2 separate regions of the Homo sapiens genome follow, and region 2 is linked to region 1. A link is a loop called in an ENCODE intact Hi-C map of the cell type or tissue named here. Cell type or tissue: endothelial cell of umbilical vein. All regions are shown on one strand. Links, peaks and the distances in the headings refer to the core of each region. The heading gives the core; the rest is flanking DNA. Region 1 has its middle 100 kb from the start of FAM47A. Region 2 has its middle 160 kb from the start of FAM47A.

Evidence for each region. Peaks named below come from ENCODE experiments on the same cell type or tissue, not always from the same donor. Only the 100,000 strongest peaks of a DNase experiment are listed, where the experiment ranks them.
Region 2: it touches region 1 in a loop (2.3-fold over the local background); 2 of 110 quality-filtered maps call a loop at or near these places.

Annotation. Positions count from the first base shown.
Region 1 is chrX:34,230,584-34,238,933 of GRCh38, reverse strand. No RefSeq gene overlaps it. Among named protein-coding and RNA genes, the nearest start is that of FAM47A, 100 kb to the right of the region's middle. In endothelial cell of umbilical vein, for the core only: no CTCF peak of the experiment used is centred there; no DNase peak of the experiment used is centred there.
Region 2 is chrX:34,285,601-34,293,950 of GRCh38, reverse strand. No RefSeq gene overlaps it. Among named protein-coding and RNA genes, the nearest start is that of FAM47A, 160 kb to the right of the region's middle. In endothelial cell of umbilical vein, for the core only: no CTCF peak of the experiment used is centred there; a DNase peak (open chromatin) is centred at 4,940; H3K27ac peaks cover 987 bases.

The DNA of each region.
Region 1 (8,350 bases), core at 329-8,328:
AAATATTGTAATTACCATTTTGTTTCTGCTGTCCGTTTTGTTAAATGTGTCCACCTTGTCTAAGATCATTAAACACTGTAACTTAGCCTTTGTCACTCTGAAATACTGTTAACCCCACTGAAATTGGTAGACTAATGGTGACATCTCCTACAATCTGCAGTACAAAAGAAAGATACCACAGAACATTTCCAAGAAGCTGAAGTTCCCACCTGAAGTTACAGTATGGGCCACTTACTGATGTTTCAGTCAGTAATGGACTGCATAAACCACAGTGGTTCCATAAGATTATACAGGAGCTAAAATATTTCTATCACCTAGTATTTACTATACTATATTTTACTGCTATTTTAGAGTATACTCCTACTTATAAAAAATGCTCATTGTAAACAGCCTCAGGCAGGTCCTTTAGGAGGTACCCAGAAAAAGGTATTGTTATATAGAAGATGACAGCTCCATGCATGTTATTGCCCCTGAAGCCCTTCCAGTGGGGGACAAGGTGTGGAGGTAGAAGACAGTGATATTGGTAATCCTGACCCTATGTAGGCCTAGGCTAAAGTGTGTGTCTGTGTCTTAGTTTTTAACAAAAAAGTTTCAAAAGTAAAAATAAATAAATAAAAAACACTAAACATGGAAAAAAGCATATAGAATAAGAAAATAAAGAAAGAAAATATTTTTGTACAGCTATACAATGTGTCTGTGTTTTAAGCTAAGTGTTATTACAAAAGAGTCAAGAAGTTAAAATGCTGGAATAAGTACTTAAGTACCCCTTTTAAGGTGTAAGCTCTCCTGTCAATCAAAAGTACTCGTTCTACCTTTATAAATTTAAAAGTTTATAAGGTAAAAACTTACAGTAAGCTAAGGTAAATTTATTATTGAAGGAAGAAAAATACGTTTTCATAAATTTAGTGTAGTCTAAGTGTACTGTGGTCATAGAGCCTAAAGTAGTATACAGTAATGTTCTAGGCATTCACATTCACTCACTATTCACTCACTCACTAAGAACAACTTCCGGTCATACAAGCTACATTCATGGTAACTGCACTATCCAGATACATCATTTTTAATCTATTATACTATATATTCACTGTACCTTTTCTATATTTTGATATGTTTAGATACACAACTACTTACGTTGTATTACAATTACCTACAGTATTTAGTACAGTAACATGCTGTACAGGTTCATAGTCTAGGAACAAATAGGTTTAGGTTAGGTGTATAGCTTAGGTGTATAGTAGGCTATACCACCTAGGTTTTTGTAAGTGCACTCTATGATGTTTGCATGACAACAAAACCCTCAAATGACATATTTGCGAGTATATATCCCCGTTGTTAAGCAATGCATGACTATATTTCACAGATCCTCAGTAAAGGGCATGGTTTCTGGGACTTATTGAAGATAGTGGTAGAGATAGATATTTAATATGTACATGACAAAGCCATTACAATATCCCTATCTCTCTAAATCTTTGTATTTCTTTCACTAATGTATGCCATAAAAGTTCTAGCATCTCAACATCATTGAATAAAAGCCTTCACAAGTCCAAGTTTCAATTAACCAATGAAATAAATTCTTAGAGTCATTTCCAATTCACTTTAATATATGTCATCTCAAATTTTTGCTTGGTGTATCCATATCAGTAAATTGAGCCTAGCCCAATAATTTATAATATCCTACTTGCTTCAAGACCAGAGATTCCCTCAGAATCTACTCTTGCAAATATTTCCCCAATTTCTGAAATACTTTTGGAATACACTGTATTTCTTTCTAGGTCTAACTTAGCACTTTTGCTTCAGAGCATACCCTTGTCTAAAGTTATTTATAGTTCTATAGCAAATAAGGAATGGTTGTGATGAGACTTGAGGAGAATATGTATCTACTTGCAAAACAGCTGCCTGAGTTGATGTTATTATATTGCCTTAACATAAGTAAAGCCTAGTCTCTTCAAGGGCAGAAGGAGAGTCAGCTTCCAGCAGCAAGGGAACATCAGGGAGACTTGAAAGTCTAAGTCTCTTATATCTTTTTCATCTTTAGATTTCTTTTTAAAAGATATTCACATTTAATTCCTAAAGTCCCACTACTTTCCAATGGATGCTATAAATTTTACATCTGAAACTTGACAATCTATGAATTAAATTTTCACTGCAATTTTACAAATATTGCAGTTAATTTGGGGTCCTATTTTTAGATATGTTGCTTCTGATGTTATAAGAAATAAGAGATGGTTTTTTAAGGCTGACATATAAACCCTCTGTTCATTTGACTGTCACTTGAGATAATTATTTAAAGTCCTGAATTTTAATTTTAATTTTCTTGTTGTAAACTCTCTTGTGCAATCAGAAGTACTTATTTCACCTTTCAAGTCCAGGGATCTTTAATATTAAAATACTTGTCAAGTTAGTCAGTGGTATCAAATGACAGACACTAGTCACATGTATCTATTTAAGTATAAAATTTAATCATAATGAAATGAAATAAAATTAAGACTTTGTTCCCTAGTTTCACTTGCTGTATTTAAAATGCTCAATAGCCACCAGCAGCTATTGGCTACTATATTGGACAGGACAAATAGATCATTTAAATCAATGCAGACAGTTATATTAGTGTTTCCCTGGAGACCTAAGTGCTTATATGTACCAGATACACATATCCAGTATATTCATAATATTGAATTTAATCGCCAAAAACCTGGAAACATCCCAATTACTCAGGACAGCAGAATGGATAAATAAAATTAGTGAAGATTGATGAACTATAGATACACACCACTTGATGAATTTTAGCAACAAAATAATGAACAAAAAAGGATGAGAAACAACATATACATTATACTTTATAACCATAGGAATAAAATATCAGTTAGTGATGCATCACTGGTGTTAAAATGACAGGGAAAAGAAGGAAATTATTACCAAAATATTAAGATAACTTAAGGAAGGTGCTCAAATTAATAAGGAATAAATTGAAATTTTCTGGCAGGTGGTTGATATTGTTTTTGACTTAAATGGAGGTTCCATGAGTGTTTGCTTAATAACTACTGGTAGAAATATCTTTTAAAATATGTGTATTATTTTTTGAAATAACTTATGCTGAAATAAAACCTAGAAAAAAGTATTTCAATGAGAGTTAAGGAATTATGGGCCCTGTTACACCCCTGGTAAGAGCACAGCAGCTCTTCTCTTGAATTGCTTTCCACTTAGAATGGAATAGAATAGAATTGAATCTGGGTATTTGTAGTCCTATATCATTCTCACTGGGTAGGAACCATAGAGGATTATCAAACACAGAATCTTAACTGGTATTCTTACTATATAACTTGCTTTAATATTAGCATGTGGAAGAGAATTACTGACAATATGATAATAATAAAATATTTTAAGACCCTTTTAACTTAAAAAACTCAGAAAACCTGATTAGTAGCAAAACTTCATAATACCTGACAATGATGGAATTTCTATATGGTTCTTTCACATATTCATTGTAGGTAAAATGATGAAAAAAATAGAATACATGTGTGCCCATTGTTCCTGAACTCCTGTGATTTTCTCTCTTTTCATTATTCTTTTTAATTGAGACAAGGTCTTTCCCTGTCACTCGGGCTGGAGTGCAGTGGCACCACCACAGCTCACTACAGCCTGGACCTCCTGGGATCAAGTGATCCTCCTGCCTCAGCCTCCTGAGTGAGACTACAGGCATGCACCACCATGCCTGGATAACTTCTTTATTTTTTATTTTTAGTTGAGACAAGGTCTTGATATGTTGTCCAGGATGGTATCGATTTCCTGGCCTTAAGTTATTTTCCTGCATCAGCCTCCCAAAGTGTTGAGATTACAGGCATGAGCTGCTGCACCTAGCACATATTTTTCTAATTACTAACAATTTGACATACATGTTCACATGTTAATATTATCTCTGAATCTGCAACTCAACATACGGTGTATGGTAAGTGTGGATTTTATATAATCATTATTAGAAATGTTTAATTCTTTATTTTGTGTGTGTTGGTATGTATATATATGTGTTGAAGAGAATTTTAAATTTACAACTTGACTATTTTATAAAACTTTAAATAACTTTATATATATATTCATATTAGTTGGACTATGGTATATAGAAAAAGGACATTCCAGCTTAAAAGAAATATTCGTTTTGCTCAATATATGTCTTACTCAAGAGCATATTTAAACAGATCATTCCTGGGAGGGAATAAAATATAGCTCCTATTTCTTTCTATGCTGTGCATTCTTCTCTGGGTTGTGTTAATGTTTAGTTTGGATATGCCAAAGAGCCAAAAATTAACAATAATTCTAAGAGATTAAGACTACTGGGACAGGAATTTAGATTTGGGTAAAGATTGACCAAAAAATGAAGGAGGGGGAGAGGCTGTTGGAATCATTCTCATCAGACACTTGAATCAGGAAGAGTTTTTATGGCTTTAAGAAGTCAGTAACAGAGCTGAAACCTTCAGTCCTTCAAATTCCTTCAGTCTGGTTAGGGTGGCATGGACAGTCCACCTGATGAAAAACTTGACTCTTCTGGGTTGAACAACTTCATTGTTTCATACGTTGGATTGGTTGTGAATCCAGTGAGATATTGTGCCATATTTACATATTAGTAGTTGGAAAAAATTGAAGAAACTATGTGATATAGCTAATTAATTTTATCAACTTGAATGATCCAATAAATTGTTGTACAGGGTTTGGAAGGGAGGGGATGTTGTAAATATCAGATGAGCCATGCATTTCTTCTTATGAAGGGGTTCTATGAAGATAAGGTTTGTGTTACTTTCTTGTGTATTAGAAGATGTCTTACAGAAATTAATAGATACCCTGTAGCTCCTCCAGTTTCTGATTGGTTAGGAGGACAGTACTGCTGTTGATATTGCAAAAAATATCAGGAGTGAAAGCCATAGGTCATGGGAAATTGTGGATTTGGGGTAGAGTACAAGTAGCATTTTTATGTATAAATTTCACAGGAATAATATAATATGAATTAGTCATGTTGTTTTCAAGAGAGACCTACGTAGTTTGGCCATTGTTACAATATAATGCAAGGAGGTTCACTAATGGATCTGGATAAGATGGGATTGGTAAGCAAGTTGTTTGGAATAAGGATATGGAATCTTTTATCATAGAGAATAGAAGTCTCAGTAGCTGACAAGGGAAAAGTACTTTTTGATGAATACACCAGAGTGGCATGGAAGAAAGGCAAGTGAAAGAGTTACTTGCCATATAGCTATCAAGTTGGGTTGTGATCAAACTCAGGAAAATCACTTCCCAAGGGTGATCAGGATTCCTGTATATATAACAAATATTAGAATACTTAGTCTGTAATCCCAGCACTTTGAAAGGCCAGGACAGGCAGATCACAAGGTCAAGAGATCGAGACCATCCTGGCTAACATGGTGAAACCCCATCTCTACTAAAAAAAAAAAAAAAAAAATACAAAAATCAGTTGGGCGTGGTGGTGCATGCCTGGAGTCTCAGCTACTCAAGAGGTTGAGGCAGGAGAATCGCTTGAACCTGGGAGGTGGAGGTGGCAGTGATGTAGGAACTTGTAGCTATAAACTTCTCTGTTAGTTCTGCTTTTGCTGTATCCTATAGGTTTTGAAATGTTGTGTTTCCATTATCATTTGTTTCAAGAAAATTTTTAATTCCTTTCTTAATTTCTTCATTGACCCACTGGTCATTCAGAAGCATATTGTTTAATTTGCACGTATTTGTAGGGGTTCCTAAATTCTTCTTGTTATTAATTTCTAGTTTTATTGCATTGTGGTCAGATAAGATGCTGATATTATTTCAATTTTTTGAATGTTTTAAGACTTGTTTTGTGGCCTAACATGTGGCCTATCCTTGAGAATGATTCACATGCTGAGGAAAGAATGTGTATTCTGTAGCTCTTAGATGAAATGTTCTGAAAACATCTATTAGATCCATTTTGTCTATATTGCAGATTACATCTGATGTTTCTTTGCTGATTTTCTGTCTGGAAGATCTGGTCAATGCTGCAAGTAGGGTATTAAAATCTCTGGCTATTGTTGCATTGGGGTCCATCTTTCTTTTAAGGTCTAATAGTATTTTCTTTATATATGGGCACTCCAGTGTTAGATGCATACATACATAAAATTGTTATCTCCTCTTGCTGAATTGAACTTTTATCATTACCTAATGATCTTCTTTGTTTCTTCTTATAGTTTTTGTCTGGCAATCTATTTTGTCTGATATAACTATAGCAAGTGATGCTCTTTTTTGGTTTCCATTGGCATGGAATAACTTTTTCCATTCCATTATTTTCAGTCTATATGTGTCTTTATAGGTGAAGTGGGTTTCTTTTAGGCAAAAGATAAATGGGTTCAAAGTTTATTTATTCATTTATTTATTTTTAAAATATGTCCTCCTGGTTAGTTCACTGAGGCCTATTAGAAACAGGCTGACATTCAGAATTAAAACTTAGGGAATGTGATAACAATCTTGCTACCTGAGTTTCCTCTGGCTCTGGCAGAAATCTGTGTAATATTTATCTGGAACACAAAAACAATATCTGTCTAATTTGTACTTGGAGTGGAATTAGATGGATCATAAGCCTAGAACCTACCTAGCTCAATGAAGATTCATTATTGAGATAACACATTGCTCTGAGCTGTCACACATCATAAAAATCCTAGTTTTCAAAGAACTGAGAGTGGGAACTCTATCTCACCACATTTGCTGAACTTCATCTGAGACTAGGCTATATTGGCAACACAAGGATAAATATGACTCCATTCTTGCTCTTTAATGTGGTTGAGGAAAGATTCTTATAACAAACAAAGTGGGAATAAGTAACAGAAGGAACAACAGTGTCATGCTTATGTGCATATTTGTGGAATAATGAGTAGGTTGACTCAGCAGAGTATAAGGATGAAGCAGAAAAGATCATTTGGCCTCAAATTAAACAGCATATGCAATTTGAGGCTATGGAATATAATCTTTATTCTGTAGTTTGTGGGAAGCCATTAAAAGTTTGTGGAACAATTAGCTACAAAATCTAAATTTGTCAGCAATATGTAGGATACACTAGAATGGGAAAAGATCAGAAAGAAAGAACCCTGATAAGAGACTATTATATCAACCAAGGACAATATGAGATATAACATGTGACAGTAAGAATGTGGAGACAAACATGGATTAAGGATATTCTATGAAGACAGAATTAATGGGATTCATCAATTATTTAAATGGAGGAGTGTTTCATTTCCCCCAGAAATAGCACCCTTTAAAAATGACACCAGATTTAAGTTTGAAAAAGCATACCATAAGTGCTACTGGCCCCTGATATTTATATATGCTAATTTATTCCATTCTTTGGCTGAAACATTGCTTATTATTGTATTCCTTGCTTTCTTATACCCAATAGTTTTTTTTTTTTTTTTTTTTTTTTTTTTTTTGAGACGGAGTCTCGCTCTGTCGCCCAGGCCGGACTGCGGACTGCGGTGGCGCAATCTCGGCTCACTGCAAGCTCCGCTTCCCGGGTTCACGCCATTCTCCTGCCTCAGCCTCCCGAGTAGCTGGGACTACAGGCGCCCGCCACCGCGCCCGGCTAATTTTTTGTATTTTTAGTAGAGACGGGGTTTCACCTTGTTAGCCAGGATGGTCTCGATCTCCTGACCTCATGATCCACCCGCCTCGGCCTCCCAAAGTGCTGGGATTACAGGCGTGAGCCACCGCGCCCGGCCTACCCAATAGTTTTATCATTAATTTTTCATAGCCATGTTGGTACCTACATTTTAATAACCTATCAGACTTAATTCACTGGCTTGCTGATATTAGCCTCCAATGTGTTTCTCTATGACACCCTTTGTGACTCAATTCCTCTAGGCATATGGTAAAGACACCAATTAATATTTTTAAAACATGGGCAGAGGAACTCATGTTAGTGTGTGTGAAAAGGAAAAGAATCAATGTGTAATTATATCTTCAGTTATTAAGAATTAGCCTGTTTGTAAATTTACTTCTATGAATCTTAGACTTGAACTAAAATATAAAAATTACTTTGAAAAATAAACCTAAACTTACACAAAAGATTCTAAATCTTTACCATTTTATTGGTGTCACCAGTTTACTCAAATATCTTTTTATTAAGACTCTAAAATAATTTATTAGGGAAGGTAGAAAGCCCAGTTAAAATAGACTTAATAGGAGTTTCACTTTGGCCATGGAGGAGAAGCTGATATTGTACTAACCCCCACAATAAAAAATATCAAATAACTTTGTTTAGATGTTTGACAATAAGTAGAATAAGACTGTGATCTTTGAGAGAAGAGAAACAAGATGATCTCTGCCATCTCTCCAACTTTCTGACAACAGATGT
Region 2 (8,350 bases), core at 254-8,253, 55 kb before region 1:
TGAGAATCACTATCACGAGAACTGCATGGTGGTAACTACCCCCATGATTCAATTACCTCCCACCAGGTCCCTCCCATGACATGTAAGGATTATGGGAACTACAATTCAATATGAGATTTTAGTGGGGACCCATCCAAAACTTATCAAGTTACTTGCCCTCAAATTCTGTAAACACTATGTGCCAAGCACTGTGTTCAGTGCTTTACAAATATTTTTAATGGGATCTTTGCAATAATCACATGAATTATGTTGCCATATCCTCATTTTATGTAAGAGGAAATTAAAACATATTTAGTAAGTGATGGAGCTGAAGTTTAACCCTATCCAGATTTATTAACCTTAATTATTATGTTCTTAAACTTTTTAACCTCAGCTTCTCCCAGATTATAAGGCTATGGAAACAATTTTCAGAGGGCAATTGTGCAATTTTGGCTGACTGCAACCTCCACCTCCAGTGTTCAAGTGATTCTCCTGCCTCAGCTTCTCAAGTACCTGGGATTACAGGTGTTTGCCACCATTCCTGGCTAATTTTTTGTATTTTTAGTAGAGACAGGGTTTCACCAGGTTGGTCAGGCTGGTTTTGAACTCCTGACCTCAGGTGATCTACCTATATTGGCCTCCCAAAGTGCTGGGATTACAGGCATGAGCCACCACGCCCAGCTGTGTTTCAGAATTGTTGAACATGGCTGTCATTACTGGTGGACTCAACTATAGAAATATTACATTAGAGAAGAGAGCTAAGAACAGAAGTTAGGAGAACTAGCCAAAAATTTTGAGTTAGGAGATATCAAAACACTGTCAGGATAAAAAGAAACCATAGAACAGACGTTAATAGAAAGAAATAAAAGAGGATCAGTAAGGTAAGTAAGAGGCAAGCATAGTATAGCATGAAAAGAAAGAGAAAATACGGTATTTCATGATGCCATCTGTAAAATTTGCTATATTCTGAAAGTACTCATTTCTGTAGCCCTCAACACAGGAGGAGAACATTTTTTAGGGACTACATTTTTGTCCTGAAAATACTGCATTGAAAATTGTAGCCACAGTTAAAAATGGAAAGGCTAAACTTTTGTTGAATTTTCCTGGTAGAATCTAGTTACATGTTCCTTTGACAATGTTAACACACAGTTGGGTTCAATCCCTTCATCTGTAACTGCTGTAATGATCAATTAAGAACCAGAGCTTCTCCTTTTATAAAATGATAGAGTGCATGATTCCTTGAGCCCCTTCTGGTCCTCCTGCTGGCATTGGTAGAATAGATCTGGGGGTACAGGCAACAAAGTAGTACTCAGATGGACTAATTATGCAAATGGTGATAAAGCAGATTGGAGGCAAAAGAACAGGGCAAAGCTTCTGGGTTAATGACACATTTTTTAAAGACTGAAACAAGTAACTTGTCTCTGCATTTGCAGAAGGGCTGAGTAGTGGGAATGTGTCAGACAGAAAGTTATATTTGGTCCTCTATACAGATGGACTCCCCTTATTTATGGTATATTAGCTGTCACTTTGTCTCTTTTAAAATACTGTGTTTTATAGGATTTCTATCTGCGGCTGCTAGTGGGAGTAGAAAAATATTTGAGGAGGTAACAGAGTTACCTCCTCACACTTATGTTATAACTGTGGTATTATGTAAAAAGTGCCATTGTTTTGTTATAGAAAAAGGTTATGAATCAATGTCACTGTATGGAAGTGGGAATCTTAGTTGTCCTAATTACAGGAAGTATACATATGTGACAGATTTGCATGTTACCTTGCAGAGATGGGGTGACCAAAAAATCACATATAGTAGAAATTAAATTTGAAAATTTCTTAGATAATTCATAAAGTATTTATAGTTTTGTGTTTAAAACGCTGCATAGCAATTTTACTACTAGATCATGAGATCCATCGAATGAAATTTTTAAAATGTTGCCTGCAATAGGAATGTCTACAGTCAGAGGTCTTGGTATTCAAACCATTCTGCCTTTACAGTAATTATCACAAAGTTACTTGTGAATGAGATTGGGTGGAAAGTTCTAAAGTATTTCTGCTTTTTCCTAAGACTTATTTTATTCTCTTTATTATTAAACCTCTATATTCTTATCTTAAATCATTAGATTCTTTTATTGCTGTAAGGATTAAGCAAGACAATAAACGTGAACACTCCTAACACAAAGTCTGACACACAGTATGTGCTGAAATATATTTGCTGTATTTGATTATAAATCTTCTCTTATCAGATACAATACAGTCTATTATTTGAAAAATTGAAGGGAAAGATGTAGCCATCTATCTCCCTGTATCCCAAGATGATATTTCCTGTTGTGTTACCACTGAAGAGCTCTCATTCTTAAGCCTTTGCTTATGGAACTTATGATGTTATAGGACAGCTTTTTAATAATGTGACTTCATCATAAAGTGAAGTCACTTTCCAGGACCTATTTCACATACCCTGTCTGCTATTGAGTGATACAAGTAGTAGAAGAATATTTGAAAATATAGGTTAAAAATTATTGACATAGAAGAGATAATTAACTACATGAAAGTTGGTGAGGTCTATAGGAGTGTTAGTGCAGAAAGAGTAGAATATAGGGTTATTACAGTATGTGGGGGCAGTGTAAGAAGAAATATAAAATAAACCAAAGTGGAACACCATACTAATTTAGTATTAAGTAAGCCTAGGATTTTTAAAAATATTTGTGGTATGGATTATGCATCTCACAAGATATTTCTGGTTCTTTACTTTTTAAGCAACTGGGAGATCTCATTTCCTGGACTATCTATGGTTTGGTGGGCTGTGTAATTTTGGACAATATTGTGTGAGAGAACTTGACATGTGCAACTTCTAGGCTGAAGAAATTAATAATTGGTGTGAGACACTTTAGAGTTTTATCTGGTTTGGTAAATGATAATATTCAAGAGGTCACCATTCTTCCATCTTGAGTCCCTGAATGTTGATGAGCTGAGTCCTCTCTTCCACATTCCACAACTAACCCATGTTGGTCTTATTTCATGAGAGAGAAACACATATGCTATTTTAAGCCACTAAAGTTTTGTACTTAGTGACAAGTGAAACACAGTTTATTTGCTATTGTAGTAATACTAACATTTTCATTGATCAGAGTGGGTGGGTGAATAGTGACATATTTAGCAAAAATACAAAGTAGGTGAAGAAATGTGAAGAAGGCAGAAAAGGCATTGGATTTAGCTAATTAGATATATCTATATTTATCTACCTTCCTATACGTATAGATATATAAAGAGAGAGAGAGAACTAGATTTTGTGCATTTTGGTATTCAGAATAACATAAATAAGAAGGCTGGTTTTTATGGAGAAGATGAGTGAAGTAATTCATGAACTTTTATGTGAAATGTTTGGTAGTGAAAGGAAGGTGAGGAACAGGAGTGTATTAGAGGAAGCAGCAGATGCAGGTAACAGTCATTTTTTATCTGACAAAGGATGAGGAGACCAGTGCATATCTCAAAGTAGACAAAAACCATCATAAATGAAGGAGAGATGGGAAGGTGCTATAATGTCTGTGATGGGAGAATGGGAAAAGGACCTAAGGATTCAGAATTGGATGGGATCAAATTCAGAGACAGATTACTTAGGTTTTATTCAGGAGGAGGGACGCTCCTTTCTTTGTAAGTGGAGAAAAAATGAGAGATTTAGAGTCAAAGATGTGTTCAGTATTAGCGTTAAAAATGATTCTTGTATTTTCTCAGGAAGTGTTTGAACTCAAATATTTTAAATCCCATGATACAAATGATACCGCTATCATCCTGGCACCATGGTGACTTTGGACAGCACCTCTTCTCTGCTCATTATGCTAGGAGTCTCCCACACAGCACTTCTCAAAATTTTTTTTTTTTTTTTGAGACAGAGTCTCACTCTGTTGCCCCGGCTGGAGTGCAGTGGTGTGATCCCAGCTCACTGCAGCTGGGATCAAGCAGTGAAATTCTGGGCTCAAGCAGTCCTCCCACATTGGCCCCCCAAATTTCTGGGATTACAGGTATGAGCCACTGTGCCCAGCAAAAGTTGATTGCTTCTCAACTTCTGAAGCAATCTTTCTCAGAGAGATTTGCAAAGTGTATTTTACACCTTGAGTTTTCAAAATCACAAAATTGTATCCAGAGCAGTCAATAATTTGTGATAGCAAAAGGTCTATCAGTTTGAAAAGACTAATTTTCCAGTAGTGCAGTTTACTTAAATGGATTTCTACTGTAAGAGCAAATATATATATATATGAAAAATTATAGAGGAAAAAAACACTCAAGTCTATCCTAACCCCTTGATGTTGAAATTAGACCACTGTGTAGGTCAGAGATTATATATAAATGCCAAAATTGAAACCAGTAGTTCTTTGGTAGGCATAAGAAACACCTGGCAAGCTTGTTAAAATTGCAGGGATATGGGACCTTACTGAAATTTACTGACCCAGAACTTTCAAGGAGGGGCCTGAGCTTTTTTGTCTTTTTGTAAAATCACCAGATGACTTGATGCACTCCAATGTTCTAGACTTACTAATCATAATGTGTCCCATTAATCTGATATCTCTTGAATTCCCCTAAAGCAGAGGGAGAGGTGCTGTCTGGTTTTGAAGAGAGTGGCTGTACTGCTTAAAGACCTAGAAAGCCAGGATCATAGACTACAGAACGTTTAAATCTGAGAGGAATTTGGGCACTTGACTTGTCAAATCTTCACATTTTATTGATGTAGAGACTGTGGCTTGAAAGGTGTATGAAATTTTTAATGTCACAAAGTGGCACAAAGGGCTAACAGTTAAAACTAATATTTTGAATTGAACATTTAGCTCCCATGTTTAACATTAAGCACACTCATATGGCTTTCTTCTGCTGAAACCATGTTACTGTTTTCTTAGAAAACATTATCTTTTGTTTTTCTAGACACGCTGGTTTTTTCCAAGTGTTCCAGTTCACAGGGGAAAAGGAAACCTGGCTACACTTTGTGGGTTGATTTCCTGCATTTTATATCTTTGTGGGAGGAGTAAATGACACATGTACGTGGAATGATTTGAAGCACTGCCCTCCCAAACATACATACTTGCTGTCTGCCCTGTTTTTTATACCACCTTATATACATACATGGCTTCCCAATTTCCTCCAGAATAAATTAATTTGAGAATTTAAGTAGTTTCCTTTTATTGTGGTTCTTTAAAAGATTGCAAGGTTGAAAAGAGCTGACTCATTATCTTACAAATAGCTTCGCAAGATAAATGGGTTTTTGATTGTTTCTTTCTGTGATTGGAAGGCTTCAGGGCAGAAATAAACTGCTAGAGACATTTTGTTTAAGGGAAAAGAACATATTTTGATACTATAAGTGGGGAACAAAAGAGAAATTGAGAGGAAACTAAAGATCAACAATTTGTTGAACAGTTTTTTTCTAGGATTGACCAAAGAAGTACCTGAAAATAATACTGAGAAGTCAAGGGGTGGGACCTCCTTGACTTCCCCACCTTTTCTTTTTCTTTTTGCACTGTCAAATGAAAAGTTAAACTTTAAATCAACATGTTTATAAAGAATTCAATACGTTGCATCCCCTCTGTGTGAAATACCTAGCATGATTTCTTTCTTTCCTTCTTGGACACTGTATTGCTATAACATCACTAACAGGAGATGAATTCCAAATTTTGGTAAAGGGAAAAACATATTTGGGTTGCTATTTATAATTTTTCCTGTTTGATTCACTGATTTTAGTATTGGTGTACTGAGGTTATTTTTGTTTGTTTTAAATTCTTATGGCCTATGATTCCATAAACAAAAATTAAAATATAAGATATTGAATAGAAATAAAAGAGTAGCTTTAAATAAAGCCTGCATGTCAAGAAAAATAGTTGAACAATAAAAAATATAGGCAGACAAATGATGTGAGCAGGTGATTCAGAGGAAAAACAAATAGTTATGTACAACAATGGGAAATTAAGTTCAGTTACATATCAATTTGGGTACTTCAAATTAAAATATATTTTTATATTCCATCATATTGCCAAAAACTAAAAAGAATTACAACACACAGTCTTGGTAGAGCTGTGAAAATACACAGTCTCATGTACCTCTCGAAGGCATGTGAACTGACCTATTTTTGACCTAAATTCAAGGGGAATTTTGGCCTAAATTCAAGGAGAATTTAGCATCATGTACCACAATTGTCCATATGTGTGATCCAGAAATGCTATTTCTAAGAATGCATACTTACAAAAAACCCTGTATATATGCAAGCCTAAACAATTAAGTTCACTGTGGCATTGCCTCTAATAGAAGATATTAGAACACGACATAAATGTTTATTCTTATAAGAAGAGTTAATGAAATTTATGGTATAACAATACTATGGAAAACTAAGTAATTGTTTAAAAGAATGATAAAAATTTTGTATGTTAAACTAAAGAAAGATCTAAGACTTAGTGTTTAAAAATGTAGTAGAATGAGTATAATGAACCTATGATTTTGCTAATTTGTATTGTGTTAACTATATTGTAATATGTCATGTGATATGATGAAATGCATAAATAAGATGTTTAGGATGATACTTTAATGAATGTTGTTATGTATTGCCCAGAGCCTTGCTCAGAATTAAAGAATTTCCCTCCACTTCTTAGCTTGTAGTTGGGCTGCTTGCTGGTAGCTGTGGGCTGTCAGTCTTTTCTTGAAGATTCTTGCTTTTCTTAAGATCACAGGGCCCACACATAGTGACTGGTCATTGTTAGGATAGAAAGGCCTAACCCCCTTACTGCAATGTGGAATAACTGTGAAAGATCATCCCAGATTTCTTCATGGGCTCTACTGAAGCCTTGGTTGAAATTTTACTGTAGCCCACTTTCCATCTTTGACCAATTCTACATCCTTCAATTCCTTCCACAGATGTTGATCATAAACTCTCATACAAAAAAACTCATTTTCAGAGTCAGCTTTCCACAGAACCCAATCTGCAAATTTAAAATTTCTTAATTATGTTTACCTCTCCAGAGGTAAATTTGAGTGGATGAGAGAATAAGGGCTTACATTGTTTTAATTTCATTCACATCTAACTTTGAGCTTTTATGCATTCATATAAAGGATGTCACACCTGGGTGTATGTCATATTCTTTATCTGAGTATAGAAAGCTTTTTCCCCCTAATTTTAAAAACAGGTGAGTAAATGAATTTTACTTTACTTACTAGAGATTTCATTTAAACAGTAAGTCTTTACCTTGTACTTTTTTACCCTGAATTTGGAAATTTGGAGTCTTCAAGATTTTTTATGGACTCTCATGGATGTTATGTTCTCCTTGACACTGACTTTCTGTTCACCAAAAAGATTGAGTCCCTGCTTGTTTCTCTATCACTGTTGATCTTTTTTTCCACTCATGTTACTCCACATTTCATCTTCACCAGCCTCCTTCTTTCTTCAGTGTAGAACCAACACAAGAATGTGCGCAAAAGACTTTGTGATAAGGCAGAGTACAGAATAGCATGGACTAGAAATCCACTTAAAATTGAGACTAAGAAATCATTGCTCTCTAAGTTTTCTGAATCTTTCTGTTATTTTGTGCCTCAGTGGCCATTTTTCTCCCTTAAACTATATATTGACTGCTTCCTCTCTTGTCTGTTCTAAGGCCCCCAGACCCTAAGAGATTAGCTAGGCAAGAATAGATTCTAAAGCCTATTACTTGATACCTGAAGTAATCTACTTCTCAACCTCCATTCTAGACTAGTCTATGCCAGCTACCTTTGCTTAAGATAGTTATGATTATTCTAATCAAAAGGTCATCTGCCTTAGGATTCCTCTCTTAATAATACAAATAATTAGTCTAAATATTGAAATTTCAATTATATTTTACCTATCTCAGATGAAGCTTGTGGATAGTGCAATGTAAATTTTTAAAAACTATGAAATTAAAAAAACTATTAAGATTATTTTTAAAAATTATTACACGAAGTGGGTGTGTTTTAATTTGTAATTTGCTTTTCAAATTGAATCTGACAAACTTCATAAACTAAACTCATTTTCATTCAAATAATATTTGATTCAAGAGGTCCTCCATAGGTCTATAAAATCCAAACCTAAATCTCTATCTCCCCTACATTTTTGAAAGAGCTGAGAATCCTGCATGTCCTATGTATAGCTCCCAGAGCCTTGTTGCTTAAAGTATGAAACCAATTTCTCCCCCATTGAAATAAATCCATTATTAGGGAATTTCAGGGCTGTCATATCACTAAAACATCCTTAATTTATCTTTATTGTTCAAGTAATTTCATTTCCTACGCATCCTAATGATCTTTGAAACTTACATCATTTATGAATAGTGTCATTCTCCAAAGACTTATTGAACCCTTACTATATGCCAGGCATATCATGTTCTAAGTGCTT